2 separate regions of the Homo sapiens genome follow, and region 1 is linked to region 2. Evidence: chromatin contacts called from ENCODE Hi-C data. All regions are on one chromosome and are shown on one strand. The core of a region is the stretch at or near the end of the contact, and the rest is flanking DNA. Distances in the headings are between cores, read along the strand shown.

Evidence for each region. A loop is a pair of places that touch in the nucleus more often than their neighbours do. Pooled maps may share reads with other maps.
Region 1: a loop to region 2 is called in a pooled map, with 8 times the contacts of the local background. The contact joins the promoter of MZB1 here to the promoter of FAM53C in region 2. A Hi-C loop is called at or near these places in 3 of 37 single-sample maps with no recorded cell type and 5 of 50 pooled maps.

What each region holds. Positions count from the first base shown.
Region 1 is chr5:139,388,628-139,391,374 of GRCh38, reverse strand. MZB1 (marginal zone B and B1 cell specific protein) reads left to right here and starts at 1,462. Exons shown (of 4, transcript NM_016459.4): 1 at 1,462-1,695. The coding sequence starts at 1,519. It overlaps PROB1 (proline rich basic protein 1), which reads left to right. Exons shown (of 1, transcript NM_001161546.2): 1 at 1-783. RefSeq lists a silencer at 276-325 and enhancers at 1,296-1,705, 1,682-2,229, 2,230-2,747.
Region 2 is chr5:138,336,558-138,339,607 of GRCh38, reverse strand. It overlaps FAM53C (family with sequence similarity 53 member C), which reads right to left and starts at 1,342. Exons shown (of 5, transcript NM_016605.3): 1 at 1,301-1,342. LOC100128966 (a long non-coding RNA gene) reads right to left here. Exons shown (of 4, transcript NR_146628.1): 4 at 2,462-2,734. It also overlaps a transcript of CDC25C not described here. RefSeq lists silencers at 893-982, 1,033-1,382 and enhancers at 1,463-1,942, 2,113-2,192.

The sequences.
Region 1 (2,747 bases), core at 213-2,712, 1.1 Mb before region 2:
GCCTGGAACTTGGGGTGGGAAGATGGGGAGCCTGGCCCTCAGAGCTGAGCTGACTCATTTTTGGGCCAGGGGTGGGGCTTCAGTCCCCCACCCCCTACATCGGGAGTAGGTGAAATGGTCATCAGGAAGCTCTGAGAAGAGGGAGGGTTGGGCTCTTGTCCCACAGGAGCCTCTTGACCCCTCTGTGTGGCCAGAAGGTGGGTTAGGGCCAGCAGTAGAAGCGATACCCCTGGTGGAGTATCCAGAGGGATCTGAAGCTCTTGGCAGGTTCCACTCCCCAGTAACAGATGTGGCAACAATGGCCAGAGAGGGGCTGGCCCTACAGACCAGTCACAGCAAGGGACAGGGCCCAGAGCCTGCACTTCAGTTGCCCTGAGATTCCAGGAGCCTCTGAGGGAGATGAGGGGGGTCTGCATGAGGTGGGAGGTGGTGTGCGTGGGGGTCTGTATATAGTTCTGAACCGGAAATGGCTGGCCCTTGCCAGCCTGGTGTGTGATGTGATGAGTTTGGGAAGGACAGTTTCCATGAGAAGCAGTGGCAGGGATGGGGATGGATGCCTTCGTTGTTCCAGGCCTGTCAGGGGGCCCAGGTCCCTAGCAGTCCCTGCCCTCTGCCCTGGACTGGAAGCTGACTAGGAGAGCTACGAATCAGAACAACTGGCCATTTTCTAGCTGGAGATGCCAGCTCCGATGGCATGGAGGGCCCTGGGGCCACCCCAGGTGTCTTTACCTCATCCTGGTGTGTAATAAATCACTGACCATGGAGCCATCATGGCTGAAATAACTGGTGTGAGGTGCCTGATTTCCTGCCACAGCCTCTCAACACCCTCCACAGTGCCCTTCCACGCCTGGGTATGGCCTGGGTGGAGGGGACCTCAGGGCTAGGGAAGGAGACCATGTGTGTCTTGGAAACACTGTAGCATCCCTGTCTCCCTGAACTTGCCTCCCAGGAGGCTGGCAGCCACACCTCATTCCTTCTGGTGGTTGAGTGGCCAGGGAGCCTTGGGGTCAATCAGGCTTGGGTTTCTCAGCATGGCCCCTCTAGCTATGTGGCCTTGGATTTGTCACCTCTCTCTGAGCCTTTGTGTCGGAAGAGGCAGAATAAACATGACAGTCTCATTTCTCAGAAAGGTCAATGAAACAAAAAAAGATGACGGCAGCCAACCAACTCTTCCCACAAGGCACTCAGCACAGTGCCTGCCACTTGGCCAGATCACAGGATGTGGGCAGTATCGGCCCCTATGTGTTCCTGCCTAGGCCCAGCCCCTCTCCTTGCCTCAGTGCTCCCTATCTGTGAAATGGAGCTGAGATGGCTGGAGCCAGGGTCCAGCTAGAGGACAATGCCCACGTGGCATCTTCGGGGCCCTGGAGGAGGGAGTGGGAGGAGGATGGGAGGGGTGAGGTGTCAGTTCCCCATTGGTCTAGGCCAGGTGTTCTGTGGCGGTCCCCACACCACACAAGCACACACACATCTGCACCTCAACCACAGACTACACTTGCTGAACTGGCTCCTGGGGCCATGAGGCTGTCACTGCCACTGCTGCTGCTGCTGCTGGGAGCCTGGGCCATCCCAGGGGGCCTCGGGGACAGGGCGCCACTCACAGCCACAGCCCCACAACTGGATGATGAGGAGATGTACTCAGCCCACATGCCCGCTCACCTGCGCTGTGATGCCTGCAGAGCTGTGGCTTACCAGGTGAGTCCTTCACCACTGTCACCCTGCCCTGCTCACACCCCTTCTCAAGCCAGACCCCTCCACCCACCTCACATTCCACCACCGGCCTTTGATCCCCAATCCCTACCACTGGGCATCAAGCCACAGATGCAGCCTTTCATATATTCCATGCCTCAGTTTACCCATCTGCCTGCCTAACAGCAGACAATCTGGGAGACCTCCTCAGTATTTTGAGACCCCAGGGAATCACTCACTTGTCCTTAGACTTCTCCCTTTCCAGGCCCATCCTTGAGTCCGGACTCCCTCCCCAACCCTGACGGGGCGGCTTTGGCTATGTGTACATGGTGCAAGTGCACACGTGTGAGCGCCTGCACGTGAGTATGCGTGTGTCTGGCTTCACACACACACCTGCTGAGCATGCCTGCGTGCCAGTGTCTCTGTGAGGTGGGGGCCTGGGAGTACTTGTGTGATTGAATATTGGGCTCCAGTTTTTCTTACCTTGCTCTTGTGGTTTAAAATGGCACGTGCCGGCCGGGCGCGGTGGCTCACGCCTGTAATCCCAGCACTTTGGGAGGCTGAGCGGGGCCGATCGCCTGAACTCAGGAGTTCGAGACCAGCCTGGCCAACATGGTGAAACCCCGTCACTACTGAAAATACAAAATTTTAGCCGGGTGTGGTGGCACATACCTGTAGTCCCAGCTACCTGGGAGGCTGAGGGAGAAGAATCACTTGAACCTGGGAGGTGGAGGCTGCAGTGAGCTGAGATCGTACCACTGCACTCCAGCCTGGGCGACGAACGGCGTGAGACTCTCTCTAAATAAATAAATAAATAAAAATAAAATGACACTTGCCACTGGGCAGGTGTGCCCTGGACGAGGGACCCCAGTGCCCAGGCCTCACCTACCACTTCAGCATTTCTTTCCCATCCCCCATCCCCATCCCAGAGAGCTTTGGGGGCTGGGGGAGGGGCCATGCAACAGCCTCACAGGTGCTTCCTGCTCAAACGGCTCTCTTGCCACTTTATTTTCCCCAGAGACTCTGCTCCTATCCTCCCCACCTCCCCCTAACTGAGC
Region 2 (3,050 bases), core at 93-2,592:
GCAGGATTTTACCCTAGAGACCCCAGGCCTCAGGCTAACCAGCTATGAGGAGCAGGGAATGAAGCAAACTCTCCAGCTTTTCATGAGGCATTTGGACAAACAGCAAACTCCCAGCCACCTCTAGGATCAAGTCAAGACAGTGAATTTGTGTTTTTCTGCATTTTAATTGTTGGGATGTGGCCACACACAGTGGTAATTGGAACAATGCAACTACCACCACGCAACTGATACTCTCAGCCTGAGTTTCCTAAAACAGGCCAGGCTGCGAGGGGGAACAGAACGGAAGCCATAAGGAATCAAACCAGGACACAAAAGAAGGCAAACCAGCTCCGCGAGGGGCCTCCTCTTTCTCAAGCAGGCATTGAAAAAAGTGTAAGAAGCCCTCTCTTGCCGCCTTCCTTCCCCTTCCATTTTGTGTATCTGAAGGGTAGAGACAGCCCTGAATATTCACTAAACAAGTTAAAACTTCTCAGTTTAACAACTGGCACGGGGCTCAGCCCTTCACAGAGCAGCAGGCCGCTAGGCCCTCTCAGCAACCCCACCAGACCTAACTCTCAGTCCAGGCTTTCCCTCCACCAGCAGCCCCCAAAAATAAAGATCAGACCCCCACCCCATCTCCTATTGGATGGCAGTAACCCCTGACACTCCTGTTTCAGGGATGCTGAGGTTGTGCTGTACCAAGACAAGGTAGGATCAGGTCAGGCCAACAGGGAGGAGAGTCACAAACCCTTTGGGGACCTTCCCCTCAGGTCCCAGCCCCACACCTCCTGGGGAGACTGAAGAAAAACATGAGGAAGGCAGGGAGCTGCATGAACAGGTAGGTGGAGATCTGCCTGCTCTTCTTCCATATGGTTCTGGTGGGGAAAGGGGTGACAAGTGGGGAACACCCCTCCCCCCACCCCCATGAAGAAGCAAAAGGCTAGGCCCCTCCAATCTTCAACCTCTCCCTCTGTTGCCCTGCCTGTCCCCGCGGGGTGGGGCATGGGGCGTCCGCTGGTCCCCGGGGCGGGGGGGGGGGTGCGCCAGGGCTCGCTCAGGGGGGCTGTCGTTCGCCTCTTCCCACTAGGTTCCATCATCTGGCCGCGGGAAGCGAACTCAGGACGCAGGGGATGGGGAGGGTCTGGGACTTAGCACTCCGCCACCCCCTCCCCCACCGGGTCCCGTGCTCTCCCCGCAGAGGCGGCCAGCGAGGCCCGGCCGCGCGGGCGGTCGGGCTGGGGGAGGGGAAAGAGGGAAGGAGGGAGGGACGGTTGAGGTGCCCGCCCCGAGGCCCCAGCGCCACCTGCCCTCCACCACCTACCGCGGTTCCTCCAGCTCCCAGGGCCGCGGCCGGAGCAGCTCTGAGCGCTCGGTTCGCCCCACGGTGCCCTTAAAAGGCGCTGGCGCGAACCAACGAGTCCCTGAGGAGAGTAGGGGGACAGCTCCGGCTCGCAGAATCCCCCCAAGCCACCCATGGAGGGCGCAGCTCCGTGTCGTGTCTCTCTCAAAGTGTCTCTCGGACAGCGCTGTTGGGAACGAGCCTGGCGCTTTGATTTAGGGATGGGGGTGGTTTCCTCACTAACGAGTCACCCCCTCCAAAATATCGCAGAAAGTGGACGGCCCCAGTTGGAGGCACATCTTGAAACCCGCGGGGGAGGCCATGTCGGAAGAAGGTAAACAAAGGCATCGCCCCTGCCCTCCCTCCCTCCAACGGCCCAACTGCAGCCTCCCACTCGGTTCGGGCCGCGTCACGCAATTAGCCACAGTGCCCCTCACCTGCTCTGCTGCCCCGCCCTCCACGACCACCTCTTCGAAGGAATCCCCCTTCCCCCAGCAAAGGACCCGTCCGCGGCGTGAAGGCTGCTGGGAAGTGTGGTCCAAGCGCGGATTAGGGCCTGCTCGGAGTCCCAGGAGCCCCTCTTGCAGCTGCCGGATCGGCCTGAACCTTAAAAACCCAGGACTTATAATGGTTGCGGGGACGTTTCCACTTGGTTCTGTAATTTGCCCTCACCCAGAACACTTTGTAAAGCTCAGGATAGCCCAGGGCTGTTCACTCCCTCTCTTCTCTCTCCGCCCCCTCCCCCCCAGCAGGATGAGGTAATGGGATTGTGATTATGACATCATAGGCGGTTCAGTTGCTTGCGTTTGCCTGGGGGGAGGTGCGGGGAGGTGGGGAGAAGTGCGGTGGTTAGACTTTCCTTAAACAGAAAGGGAAGGAGGAAACAGGCAGATGGGGAAAAGATGTTGACGGCGCTATATTTCCACTTCAGGAAGACAAAACCACCTTTTATTAAGTCTCCACCACTACCACCACCTCCCACATGAGCCAAAATTTAAGTCTTTTTTAAAGAGATTGAATGTAGACGTTAGTGTGTGAAGAGGTTGGGTTGATGGTTTCTGGCTCTTATGTAAATTCGAGTCTCAGCTAGCATCACAGATGGTTTAGGGAGACAAGCAAAAAAGTGGATAAAGGAGAGGCTTTAAACAATGCGTTCGTGTTGTGATCTCTTTGTAATACAAAGTTTTCTATTTCTTTTTTTTAATTGATTGGAAAGTAGCAGTAATGCAAGTAATCTTCACTATTACACTTAGCAGCAAGTCCTCTGAAAGACATCTGTTTTCTGTAAATATTTTGTGCCTTACTCAAGACTGGGACAGGTAAATAGCTGTGATCAGCTGGAAAGTAGAGCCAGTGGCGGGGGTCGTCCTCACTGAGCCAGGGAGGGGAGGAGGCAGGAGCCACCAAGTCTACAAACTGAAAAAGAGTAGAGGAAAAATGAGGTACAGTACTAACTGAGAAAATAGGGGTGGAAAGATTTACCTTGCACTGCTTATTTCCCCTTGGCAAAAGGAGCAGAGTTAGGGGCCATGAAGTAGGGGACACATGGTTTCCAATAATTGCTCTTATGTACCAGACACCATGCTACATTTTTTTTTTTTTGTAAAAACAGGGTCTTGCTGTTGCTCAGGCTGGAGTGCACTGAGGCGATCACAGCTCACTGCAGCCTTGAACTTCTGGGCTCAAGCAATCCTTTCCATCTCAGCCTCCTGAATAGCTAGAACTACAGGGG